Linked DNA regions of Homo sapiens: region 1 is linked to region 2. A link is an interaction called in ENCODE POLR2A ChIA-PET data of the cell type or tissue named here. Cell type or tissue: OCI-LY7. All regions are shown on one strand. Links, peaks and the distances in the headings refer to the core of each region. The heading gives the core; the rest is flanking DNA. Region 1 overlaps GDPD5 (glycerophosphodiester phosphodiesterase domain containing 5). Region 2 holds the start of LINC02757 (long intergenic non-protein coding RNA 2757).

Region 1 (6,344 bases), core at 675-5,674, 1.2 Mb before region 2:
ATGTAATAATATCATCTCCTAGTTTCTTATCCTTATAGGAATCCTGCAGTTTTAGAAGTGGGAAAAATAAAGCTCAGAGGGCCTCTCTCTCACCCCTGCCGGGTCTCTTTTCCTCAAAGCGCTGAAGGAGAGAAAGCCATCACTTTGAAAGTTTGTAGGGAGGGCACGTTTTCTGCAGGGTTGGAACAATGGTCTCTTTGGTACAAGACAGGAGGCACATTCCTATCCATGATCTAATTGTATCTGTAGGACATAGATGTGTACCTCCACTTAACCCACAAGCAAGCTCAGGCCCAGAGAGGGTCTGGGCCTGACCTGAGATCACACACTCAGTCACTGGGAGGCAGGGTCAAGTTCAGGCTGCAGCTCCCTTGCCAGGAATGCCCAGTGGCATCTGGCTCAATCCAGCCACACCCTGGAGCCCATCTCAAGGCTGCTTCATCCCTGAAGCCTGCCCTGATTTCCTGAGTGGGATCCATTCTTTCCAGCTCCATATCCTGGACACAAATCCACATGGCTGACAGGACAAAAAGTGGGGGCCAGCTGGGAAACTCATCTCTTCCTCCCTCTTGTGCACTGGCAGAGCCCAATCCCAGCTCCCAGGGTGATCTGGGAGGTCCCTCTGGCTGAGGCAGCACCCTCCACTGCCAACCACCACCAGGAGCACAGGAGGCAGCACCAAGAACACAGCACACACCCGTCCGCACATGTACGCCTACATTCTCTGACAGCTCATTAGGGGTCCGGCTGCCCCACCTGGTCAGCAAGATGGCAGTCACATCCCCTAACCGCTTCCTCACTCACTCATGAACACATATGCTCAATCCTCCTTCCAGTTGTTCATTCAGTAAATCTTGTCCGAGGACCTCCTCTGAGTCAGGTCCCTGGAGTGTGCAGGCCCAGACGCTATCCTAAAGAGTCCAGTGGGAAACAAAAAATCACAATCCACATGGCCAGCACAGGTCAACCTGCTGTGGAACCCCAGGGGAGTGAGGAAGGTGGGGAGAGAGAGCAGTGAGGAGAGAAAGGAAGGAGGAGGGCTATTTTTTGGCAGAAGTTGGGGGCATGGAGGGGGATTTGCAATGAGTCTTAAGGGGCAGGGAGGAGAAAGACAGGGCATTCCAAGCAGAGGGAATGGCAGGAGCAAAGGCCCAGTGCTGTGAAGGGTGAGGTTATCCTGTGGATGCGGAGAAGCTCAGGGTGGCTGGCGTGGACGAGCATGGAGGGGAAGGGGCAGAGGAGCTGGGGATGGATTTCCCTACACCGAGTGTCTTCCTGCCAGGGTAGGGTGATGGGGGGCTCTCATCATATCTCATCATAGAAGGCAGGCAACTGGGGTTAGGGAGGCTTATTTGTCTGTTCTGCCCACCCTTCCTGTGCTATTCCTGGACTCTACTGAGAACGCTGTACTCTCACTCGCTCCTGGGGCACAGCATGTGTTCCCATCTCCAGGATGGGCCTCCATCCACCCACGCTGGGCATCATGGGAGGATGGGAGGATGGGATTCACTGTCAGACACTCCTTCCTCTGCACCTCAGTCCACAGCCAGTCCGTTGATACCTTCTAGGTGTCTCTGGAATGCCTCCCCAGCCTGCATCCCTGTGTATACCTCCTCACTCCCCACATAGACACCTGAGGCCTCACTGGCCCTCCCACCTCCACCTGAGGGCCCTCAGCATCCTCCACAATTTGACCACAGTGTTCCTCACACAGCCCGAGCCTGGCTCAGGCCCCCGCTGCCCAGGATGAAGCCTAGACTCCTTAATACAGCTTCAGGCTCAGGCCCACTGAGCAGCACCCTTCCCCGTCCCTGCACCTGAGCCGGTGGACTGAATTCCTTTCAGTTCCTGAACACAAGACACTCTCTTGTGCACACAGTTCCCCCTACCCTGAACACTTCCCTGGTCTGTGGAGATGGGGCCGATACTCCCAGAGGCCAGCTCGGGCAAGCCTTCCCTGCCCCCAGGGTTTCCCCAGGCCTCCAAAATGATCGACCTGGGTGGTCCAGGTGTGTCTGATCTTGTCTGTTCCCCCACAAGCCTGGGGGCCGGCCCTTCAAGGGAGGGGAAAACCAGGTCTGATATACTTATGACCCCAGAGCAGGTAGCAGGACAGGTTTGTTGATTGAATAAGTAATCAGGGCACCCCAGACAAGACTGTTTGGTGTGGAACAGATGAGAAGGCACAGGCCTGGGGGTGTGAGTGGGGTCAGTGCAGGCTGTGCCCTCAGCCCCTTGGCCTGAATAACTCCCTTGCTCTTCCTGGAGGAAATCAATTAAGATTATAGCAGCCTTCAAAAGGTAAATGTACTACAGAAGTGCAAGAATCGGCTATGGTAGTCTGTCTCTTTCAATGTCTCTGGCTGGGAAGTTCCTCCAGGCATCTGACCTATATCCCTCTCTATAGAGAAGCTGGTTTTGACACTGCCTTTTGCAGACACAGTCTTCAGGGGACCCTGTGGGGATGGCCTGAGAACAGTCTTCTGTCCTACCAAGTCCTTAATTGGCAGTATTAGAGTAATGAGTCACAGACAACAACCAATTAATTATCCCCAGTTATAAAAAGCTCTACTTCCCCTTCCTGGCTGTTGAGTGAGCCTGGCCTCCTGCTGCCAGGCTCCTCCACTCCTCAGAACTGGGGGCAAGAGAAGAGGCCATTTCACCTCTCTGGTCCTTGGTTTCCTGCTTCTTTATTTGTTAAGCGTGTATCCTGGGGGACTGGGGGGCAAAGGCTTGGAAGAGGTGGGAATGTGTCAGGCTGGGGGGCAGGAAGGAGGGAGACCAGCGTGGATGGAGAGGAAGGGGCCCTTCCCAGGCTCTCTCCACGCACCCTCTCCACTCCCAGGATCCACTTCAGGGCCCAGGGCTGGATCATAACCAGGGAAACACTGAGGATTCCAAGCCTGGCATTCAAGGCCACTCCCCATCTTGTCCCAAATGCTCCTGGTCCAGTGCTCTTTCTCCTCCATCAGGCAACTTCCCAAGTCCCCTTGCCTTTCTTCTTCCAGCAAACTCTCACTTAAACCCACATCTTCAACACACGCTATCTTCCCTAGTCTCCAGCAGTTTAGGCTGCAAATCTATCATCAGCCTGTGTGACTGATTTCTCCATCTGTAAAATGGGCACACAATTAAACATGGCCCATGGAGATGTTACAACAATGACTAGGGCAATGCATGTAAACTGTTTGCTCCCTGCATACAGTAGGTACTCAATAAATGTTAACAGATACTATTACTTTCATACTTCATTTTCCAGCCTGAGAATGAGAATAAAATGCCTCGTGACTCTCCCACCTTTCAGCCCATTTCACAGATGAGACTCAGGGAGATCGGGTTTCACAGGAGTTGAACCCAGGCTTCTCTGAGTTGGGAGATACAGGGGGAGAATCCCCCCTGGGGCGGGGGTGGTGAGAATAAGGAGACAAACCAGGCTCACTGGAAGAGCCGTCTCCACCACCCCTCAACTCAGGCAGCTCTCCTCTCCCTACCAGCCCCCGCAGAGCTTACGCAAGACCTCTATTTGTTCAGCGAAATTTCTGGAGCCCCTACCCTGCACCAGCCCTGTCTTTGAGACACTAGGTCGCTATTCCTTCGTTGTGAGAGTCCAGCCCCACCGCTGCCCTCACCCAGCTGCCTCAGGAAGGAATAGAGAGAGAAAAGAGAAATGGGGAGAGAGAGAAAGGATGAGGGGCAGAGGCTGGGAACCAGGAAGTAGGAGGAGACAGGGGGCGGAGCGAAGTGAGCGACTGCAGGGAGAAAGGGGCGGGGGAGCAGAGGATGCTCATCTTCAGCTGTGAGTTTGGGGTCACCTGAGGTGAGCTCAGCCCTTTCTGCAGAGGCGCTGCCACCCAGAGCTGCTGTAAAGCCCTATACCCTCTCCTAGCCTAGCTCATGGCCCCCTGCTGCCCCTCCAGCCTTGGCCCCAGACCCCTGCCTCAGATTGGTGACCCAGACCCTAGCCTTGCAGGGCACATTCTGTTCTGGTTCTCAGTCAGCTCAAAACCAGCCTCAGCCCACTTCCTCCACTCTGGGCCCTGTGCTGGCTGCAGCCAAGATCATCACTTCCTGACTCCATGCCTATGACTGGCTGGCCTTGGGCCCACCAAGGAGATGAGACTTCTGGGAGATACGCCTTCCCCAGCATCTGCCCTGATGGCCAAGGGGCTTCCTGCCTGGGAGCTCAGCCATCCTTCTTCTCACCTTAGCCTCAGCTGTCTCCCCACCCCATTCACACCAGTGGCTGCTGGACCTCCATTGCCCAGGTCCAGATCCAGAACAAAGTGTGGAGCACGGTAGAGTGGTCACGGGATTCTGAAGCCAAGATCACAACCTATCTCCCATTTCAGAGATGGAGAGGCTGAGGCTTGGGCATCTGGAAGGACCTGTCTCAATGGCTAGTCATAGCTGGCACTGTGCCAGTCACGTTACAGCCCTCATCACATGTCATGGCCCAGCGGCAACTTGAGAGGGGTGTGTCTCCCCTCCAGTTCACCGTTGAGGGAGCTCACAGGCAACTAGATTCAAGTAGAGGATGCACCACCAAAACCTGAATCCATCTGACTCCAGAGCCCACGGTCTGTACCCCTCCACATAAGAGGGAAAGCTGTGACATATGGTATCTCAGAGGGCTTCCCAGCAGGGGCCTGGAGTGGAGAGACCGGGGCTCTAGTATTGGCGTTGCCAGGGGCCTGCCCTGTGGCCTTGGGCAGGCCCTTCCCTCTCCTTTGCCTCAGTTTGGCCACTTGGCTCCTCTGTGGCCGGGAGTGGGGAGATGGCAATGAATCAGGCCTGGTGCCCACCCTGGCAGTTCCTGCTTTTCACTATTTGGAGGTGACGAACCCAGGCTCCTCAGTCTAGGGCTCTATCCGTCATCAGCACAGGCAGAGGAGGGCAGACAGGTGGATAAGCTTCCCCGACCTCCCCAGACAGACAGCCAGGCCTACTGGGCCTCTGACATCAGCGGCAGCCACCGCTCCCCATCCCCCACCCCGGCCCACACCCTGCCACCCCCTGGCCACTCCAGCCTCTTCTGGGGCTGGCTGAATTTAGAGGCTGGCTTCTTTGTTCAGACAAGCAGGAAGGAGGAGGAAAGTTGTTCTCCAGACAGTAAAGCTTTTAGATAAACACCACACAGGAATTGGGTTCCTTCAGAGAAGAAACTAGATCCACTGGCTGACAGCGCCCCAGGGACAGGAGTGCAGCTTAGGTCTGGCCTGGGAAGCCCAGCACTGAAGGAGGCTTTCTTTATCCGGCTGTGCACCTGCTGCCAGCTCTGGCAAGCCTGTGGCTCAGGTGACTGAGCCCCGGTGCCAGACCGTGGCCCTGCCAGCTCCCAGGCTCCAGGATGGCCAGGCCCATCTCCTCACCCTCTCCTCCAGCACCTGCCTGTTTGCCTGCCTGCCTGCCTGTCAAGATCTGCCAGGAAGCTGAGAACTTCTGCTCACCTTGGGGTGACCCTTCCCTTCTAGAGGAGCCCAACCTCAACAATGTCAGAGGAGAGTTAACAACTTGTCAACAGGACAAACTCCTTCCATGCCCTCCTGGTCAGTAGATTCAGGAATTACTATAAGCCCATTTTACAGAGGGAGAAACTGAAACCCAGAAAGGCCATTGGCCTGTCCAGAGCGAGTCAGCAGAGACAGAGCTAAGACCCCTCCCCCAGCCCCTCAGGCTTGCTGGGGCTCACTGGGTCCCTCTGACCCTGTTCCAGGGTGGCTCACCGGTGTGGTATCATCATGGGAGCGCTGGTAGCGCTTCCAACGGCAGCCGTAGATGCCCGTGAGGCAGGAGAGGCACAGCTGTGGCTCGTAGTACTGCAGGGGCTGGTGTCTCACCATACTCGTGCCCACGGCCCTGGCGCCTGGCCCTCAGGCGCCCATGGAGGCCCCCAGCTTGTCCTGCAGGAGGAAGCACAGGGCAGTGAGGCAGGGGAAGGGTGAGGAGTCAGGCACCACACAGCAAGTCATTGTAGCCTAGGTCAGGGAGGGTCACCCCTGCTCAAAGCACTGCAGTGGGGCTCCGTCTCACTTGGAGTCACAGGCCCACCCCTGCAGGTCCCCAAGGACCTGTCCTCTGCCTCCCACCCAGGCCCTCATCCTCCCTACTCCTTCCCCTCCAGCCACTCCTGACCTCTTCCATGTTCTTCACTGGCCTAGCATGCTGCTGTTCCCTCTGCCTGGAATGCTCTTCCCTTAGAAACCTGCATGGCTTCCTTCTCTTTCCCCTCCTCTCTTCAGGTCTTAGCTCAAATGTCCTTTTCTTTTCTTTTTGAGACAGAGTCTTGCTCTGTCACCCAGGCTGGAGTGCTGTGGCACAATCTCGGCTCACTGCAACCTCTGCCT
Region 2 (6,344 bases), core at 757-5,756:
GCCTCATCATCATCATCATCATTGTCGTCGTCATTTTACCTGTTTGTCTTGCCCACTGGACAGTGGACTCCAGAGGGCTGTGTTTTCTGGACTCTGCTTCTCCCCAGTGCCCAGCCCTGAGCCTAGCTAGCAGGGGGACTTACTGCATGTTTGTGTGAGGACAAACTTTCGACGAGTGAAGTGAACAGACTTGCTCTAGGTCACCCAGATCCACCACCGCGGACCATGTTTCCCTCGTTCTCCGGGCAGGGTGGGCACTGTGCTGCACACATACATGGGGCATATTGGCCAAGATGGCATTCACAGAAAGGGCTCCTTGCGGCCCCTCGAAATCTGAGTGTGACTTAAAGGAAAAATATGCCCCAGGTGTTAGAGAAGGGGGCGCCGGGGCTGGCCTTCCCATCTCATGCATTTGCAGGGCTGCAGAAAGCGGGTGGGGAGGAAGGTGGGGTCTGGCTAGGGGAAGGCCCACCCCACTGCGTCTGCTTTGTGTCTTCCTAGGGCGGGTGTGTTGCATCCAGGGCTGTGTGGAGGGAGAGTTTACATTCCCAAGTACCTTAGACAAGGGTGACTGATAAGAATGTCTCTGGTCTGGGAGCTTCTGCAGTGACTTTATCTCTCTAGATAGGGCCAGGCTGGCCTGGGCTAAGGAGAGAAGGGGAGGGGACCTTGTGGTATCTGGGAAGCCTCAGAGCTCAGGCTTAGCTGCGGCTGTGCCCACCTGGCTCTGAGGTCCCTGGCCCAGCTCCTGCTGCTGTGCCTTCCACGCCCCCACCTTATTCACCCTTGACCAGCTCCTGCCTGGGCCTGCCCAGCCACACTCTGCAGCCTCCCATGTCTTGGTCAGTCTGTGAGCCACCTGAGGACAGGTCCTCCTCAGGAACCTGCACAGAGCTAGGCACCTTGTTTTTAGCATCCAGCCTAAACTTATTTCCTCCCAGGCTCCCTGAAAACCTGCTCCTCCTCTCTCCCTCCCAGTCAGAGACTGGGGTGACGTCTTTGACCCCTTCCTTTTTCCCAAGCCTCATGTCCCTGCGTCCACTTAATGAGCACTCATTATGTTCCAGGCACTTTATTAAATCTCTCCAAGACTCCTCAGGGGCACTATTATAATTCCCATTTGACACAGAGGGATTTGTCATATAGGGTTGGTGACTTGCCCTAGGGCACCCATCTGAAAGCAACAGAGCTGGGCTTTGAGCTTAGTTTGGAAGGCACAGTTGTGGGTGGGAGGACTGACTCCAGGTTCTGTCTGTGGGGTGGGGATGAAGCATGGGTTGGGGAGCTTGCCTGTACCTGGGGAGAGCTGCAGAGGAAGAGGGGGGCTATTCCTGTTACCTGGTGCTGTGTACCAAGCCACCCTGAAAATTGGTGGCTTGAGACAATGACATTTAGTTTGTTCTCAAGTCTGCATTTGGGCAGGGCTCAGAGAGGATGGTTCATCTCTGCTCCTCTGGACATTACCTGGGATGCACTGAAGTCTGGAAACTGAAATCATTTGAAGAGTTGGTTTATTTATATGTCTGGCAGCTGAAGCTTGGGCTGTTGGCCAGAACAACTATAGTGGCCTCTGCATGTAGCTTGGGCTTCCTCACAATATGGTGTCTGAGTCCCAAGGGCAAGCATGCTGACAGAAAGAGACAGAAAGATAGACAGACAGATGGGTGGCGGCTGTACCACCTTTTAGGTTTAGCCTAGTAAGTTTTCATGTCAATTCTATCACATTCTTTTCATGGAGGCCATCTCAAAGGCATGCCCAGTTTCAAGGGGAAGAGCAATGGACTCCATCTCCTGATGGGGAATGACAAGTTTCCAGGGTATAGAATTAGGAACACTCCTGAGATCATTTTTGGGAAATTTCAGTCTACCATAGGGACCTCCTCTTCTGGCCTCTCCTGGGTGGTTCCACTTCCCTGACCTGGCAGGACACTTCTGGGAGCTCGACCAATGCTGCTCCTCTCACCCCAGCTTTGGAAGCATAGATGTCAATGGGGGGAGGAGCAGAGCCAGTGAGTGGCTGTGTACTGAGCACTGGCTGCATCCCAGGCCCCCCCCGGGTGCTTGTGTGCCTTCTTTCATTAGATCCCCACCATACTCCCACATCATGTGCAGTGTGGCTCCTATTTTTTCAGTGAGGAAACTGAGGCTGAGAGAGGTGAGGTGACTTACCAAGACCACCAGGGCTCATCAGGGAGGCTGGGATTTGAAGCCAGGTCTGCGTAGCTCTGAAGGCCTTTTTCTTGCCACTGCACAGCTGTCCACAGGCTCAAGATAGGGAAGACCCCACAGGGAGAGGGATTAAGGATAGTGACCTTAGGATCAGAACAAATTGGGTCCAAACTGAAGCTCCTTAACTTTGAGCAGGTCACTTCATTGCTCTGAGCCTCAGTCTCCTCATGAGTCCAGTGGAGCTATGGCCTCCACATCACAGATGTAAGAAAACATAATGAAATAAAATAATATTTGCTATAAGCTTGGCACAGCCTCTGGCTCATCATGCATGGGACCCAGGCCACCCAGCCCCTTCCTAGACAGGACCTGCTTGCCTGTGGGGAGTGAGCAGGTTGGTGGCTGCCTGAGGACTGGGCCTGCTGCCACTCACCAAGGGGGAGCCCCTGGGTTCCTGTTGGCTATTTTTAGGACTGTGTGGGCAACCACAGAACCACATGTGGGGTTTACCACCGCTTGGCCAAGCCCGGAAGAACAAGAGAATGCTCCTGACGACAGAGGACAGGCATCTGAGGTGGGATGGGCCTCACTTCCTTCCCAGCATCTCCAGGTTGACAAAGGCAGAGAGCCTCTCCAAGCCTCAGTTTCCTCATCTATAAAATGGGGATAATAGTAAAAACAATAGCCCACATTTTTGCAGTCCTCACCATGTGCCAGATGCCAGTCAAGCCCTTCATGGGTGTCATCTCACGTGATCTGTGATTCCCGTGAGGGAGGCTGGAAGAGGCGGAAGTTGCTCAGCTAGAAGAGGGGTCAGAAATGGAACCAGGCCTGGCTCTTTTAACCACTCTGCTCCCAGCCTCTCCAAACAGACTAGAAGAAAGGTCACAAGGATTAGCTAAGAGTACGGATGTGGATGTCTTTTTTAAACTGTAAGAGAATGTCAACCAAACAGGCCCAGGAACAGGGACAATGTAGGCTAGGAGCTTAGGACTATGCTCCGTGGAGACGCCTCCAAAAAAATCAAGCTTTGAAAGCTACTACTGAGAGGTGGACTAAAGACCAGAGGTGGCAGCAAGATTTCCCTGGTCCACAGCAGTTCTCAGAGGAGCCCCAGACTCAGGCCCACCCACTTCCTCATTCACGTGGGTCCCTGACAAGCTTACCTTTTGGGTCCAGGAAACCATGTTCCTGGAAGAGCCACCAGCCATGGTTAGGACTCAGAAGTTCTGTAATTTCCCAACAGGAAAAGACAGAAAAGGGCAACAGGGCATGTGTGTGCCCACACAGACATTTGCCTGCGACCATGTGCACTCACACCACGTGAATCGCACATGCGCACAGGCAAATATACCTATCCACACACTCATAGACCTCCAGCCGCACCTGTTCACACAGGCACACACACACACATACACATCGCACCCATATTCCTGTATTAAGATGCACCTATGGAGTATGTACAGATGTTACACAAACATCCACACACATCCCATACGCTTAAATGGATCAGCATAAATACACAAACATGCATCTATGCACAAAGTATAAACACATGCAAATACACATATTTACATATGTCCAGTCATCATACACTTCCGTGGATAAACAGGTACATGTACTCAATTCACTTATTGTGTAAAGTTGTATACACATTGCAACTCACACAAACACATGCATGCATATACACACACGGGTATACATATGTGCTTAATAATGGTTGGCACAGATCCATAAGCATCCACATGTATATATCACCACCACGCATCATAGCCATCTGCATCAGCACATGCAAACTCGTGTGCACACACCTGCATGCACACACTCTTACCTGCATGCCTGCAGCTCGCCCATGCTGCACACGGTGTGTACACCTTGCCTTTTCTGGCTCCTTTGTTGCTGAGCGATCCTGCAAAGGTGCAGAAACACAAACACCTAGTTCCACTTCACCTGAAAACCCCCAAACCCTGGGTGCGTGGGAGGGTGAACCAGATGCCCTCCCTGTTGGGGGCACAGTGGAAATTATGACCCGAGTTGACTTTTACAACAAGAGCAAAGGTGAGGGGTTTTTCCACCCGGTTACCTCACTGTGTTGGGGCTGACCAGGGCCACCCCTGCTAATCCACCTCCTGTGGGCCCCTCCAATTACCCAGGGTGCTCAGGTTCAACACAGGCTCCACATCTCCTTAGTTTACTCAGCAGTTAATGAGCAAGAGCCTGGACCCACCTGTGTGTCAGGCCCTGGGCTGAGGGTTGGGCTGGGGAGATGCGGTGGATCTGGCCCGGCCCATGCAGCTGGAAGGTGGGAGGAGGCCTGGTTGGTGGGGTCTGTGGGAGGCTCTAGGTCAAATTCCTAAAAATGGATCTGCTTGATGACCAGCTTGCCAACTGATCAGGTTTTCAAATGACCAATTTGCCAAATATACCAAACTTACCAATTTACTATTCATTTTTTCCAAAGTATATAGCAATTGTATTGGATAGATTGACACTGGTTTTCATTTCATCTTCATAGTTCATTTTAAGGAATGTTTAGATGGTCAAAAGCTAAGTGTCAGGGAGTGGTTTCATTTAGTAAAGGCACTTAACATTTGGAATTGGAGAGGGACTTTCTGGGAACATCTACCAGGAATGGGGCATTCTGGGAGCTCTGTAGCAAGACAGGCCTTCAGGGACCACCTGACTCCCCAGAGCCATGTGGCCTGTGCCTGGGTTGTCCTCTGACTGGCTCTGTGTCCTGTGCCAGGCCCCTTCTCCTGTCTGGGTCGCAGTCTCCTGGCTATAAAGAGCTCAGCTTTTGGGCCTTGCTGATGTTTGATGAGACCCTGGAGCTACCTGTGACCTCAGTCTCCGAGTGTGGCCAGGGTCCAGGCCATGGGAGCCAGAGAAGCTGCTGACTCTGCTGAGGGCAGCCCAGCCCTGCTTGGAAGTCAAGGCTGTTGTGTTGGTGCCTGTATCTGAACTGTGACATTTCTGGGTCCTGTCCCCAGCCCCAGGCAGAGGGGCCTTGCTTGCTGTGTGCGGGGAGCATGGGGCTGCAGAGGGTGGGGCCCAACTAACTTTCCTTTCCTGGTAACACGCTTGCTAAGCTCATTTCCTTTTTCTGAAGGGAAATGCCATTGACATCACACCACTGGATTTTCAGTGACGCAAGATGAGAACTCGTGAGCCCTTCGCAGGCAAGAAGGGTGCACGTGTGGGCTGGGCACAGATCTGACCCGGGGCAGATTCGGAGAACCTCTGATCTGAGGCTCCTAGCCCTTGCTTTAGAGATGGGGACCCCTAGGTCAGAGAGGGGTAGAGACATGCCCTGGGTTCCACAGCCAGACAGCAGGGCTGGGGCCAGATCCCAGGCCCCTGTCTCCCAGCCCAGGGCTCTAGATGAAGGGGCCTGACTTGCCCTCTCAACCTATCTTAATAGTGGCACCAACATCCACCAAGTTGCCTAGGCCACAAACGGGTCTCACTGCACTCCTCCCTCCCAGCACCCTCCTCCTGGCAGCAGCACTCATAGCTGTCTCCTGCAGTCCATCACAGGCCACTCCCTGGCTCAGGCCACCTTGTCTTCTCCAGGACCCCAGTCCAGGAAATACCTGGCCACTGCTCAGGCCTCCCTACCTACATCCAGGCTTCTCCCTCCAGTCCATCTTCTGTTCAGCTGCCTGGGTGACTTGGCTAAAACACAGAGCCCACAGTGTCAGTCCCCAGGGCAACCCTTCCAGGGCTCCTTGGCTGGGCATCCCAGACTCTCCGTGGTGCTTGCGCCTCCTTCCAGCAGCTGCCCCTGACACGCCCCTTTGCTCCCTCGGTGCAGAAGCTGCCTGCCCTCTTCAGAGTGTGCATCCTCTCTGCATTTGCTGTTCCTGCGCCGTTTCCTCTTTGGGAACTCCTCCCTCTGCAGGCACGTTCCTGTTTTTGCTCACTCCTGAGGAAAGCTCACACGGCCCGATCTCCCTTCCCCCACCCCAGCCTTGGAGGGAACGTCTAGGTCTTCCTCCCCACCTCCTTGACAGCAGCAAAGACATTTTATTGTGGAAAATTTCAAACACACAACAAAAATAGTACAAAAACTACTGTGTATTCCTCACCCAGCTTCGACCCTCCCCGACTCAGGGCCACTCTTGTTTCATTTCTATCCCCCAACTCCTCCCCACTGGATTACTCAGAGCAAATTT

What was found. ChIA-PET counts read pairs that join two places held together with the same protein. Peaks named below come from ENCODE experiments on the same cell type or tissue, not always from the same donor. Only the 100,000 strongest peaks of a DNase experiment are listed, where the experiment ranks them.
Region 1: POLR2A ChIA-PET joins it to region 2 with 5 read pairs; 1 of 35 experiments calls an interaction of 5 or more read pairs at or near these places.

What each region holds. Positions count from the first base shown.
Region 1 is chr11:75,471,896-75,478,239 of GRCh38, forward strand. It overlaps GDPD5 (glycerophosphodiester phosphodiesterase domain containing 5), which reads right to left. Exons shown (of 17, transcript NM_030792.8): 3 at 5,724-5,900. The coding sequence starts at 5,840. Among named protein-coding and RNA genes, the nearest start is that of KLHL35, 42 kb to the left of the region's middle. In OCI-LY7, for the core only: no CTCF peak of the experiment used is centred there; a DNase peak (open chromatin) is centred at 3,746.
Region 2 is chr11:76,624,404-76,630,747 of GRCh38, forward strand. It overlaps LINC02757 (long intergenic non-protein coding RNA 2757), which reads right to left and starts at 6,019. Exons shown (of 5, transcript NR_187244.1): 1 at 5,788-6,019; 2 at 4,001-4,078; 3 at 2,170-2,822; 4 at 1,465-1,627. RefSeq lists enhancers at 5,084-5,443, 5,902-6,196. In OCI-LY7, for the core only: no CTCF peak of the experiment used is centred there; DNase peaks (open chromatin) are centred at 2,648, 3,298 and 5,234; H3K4me3 peaks cover 882 bases; H3K27ac peaks cover 710 bases.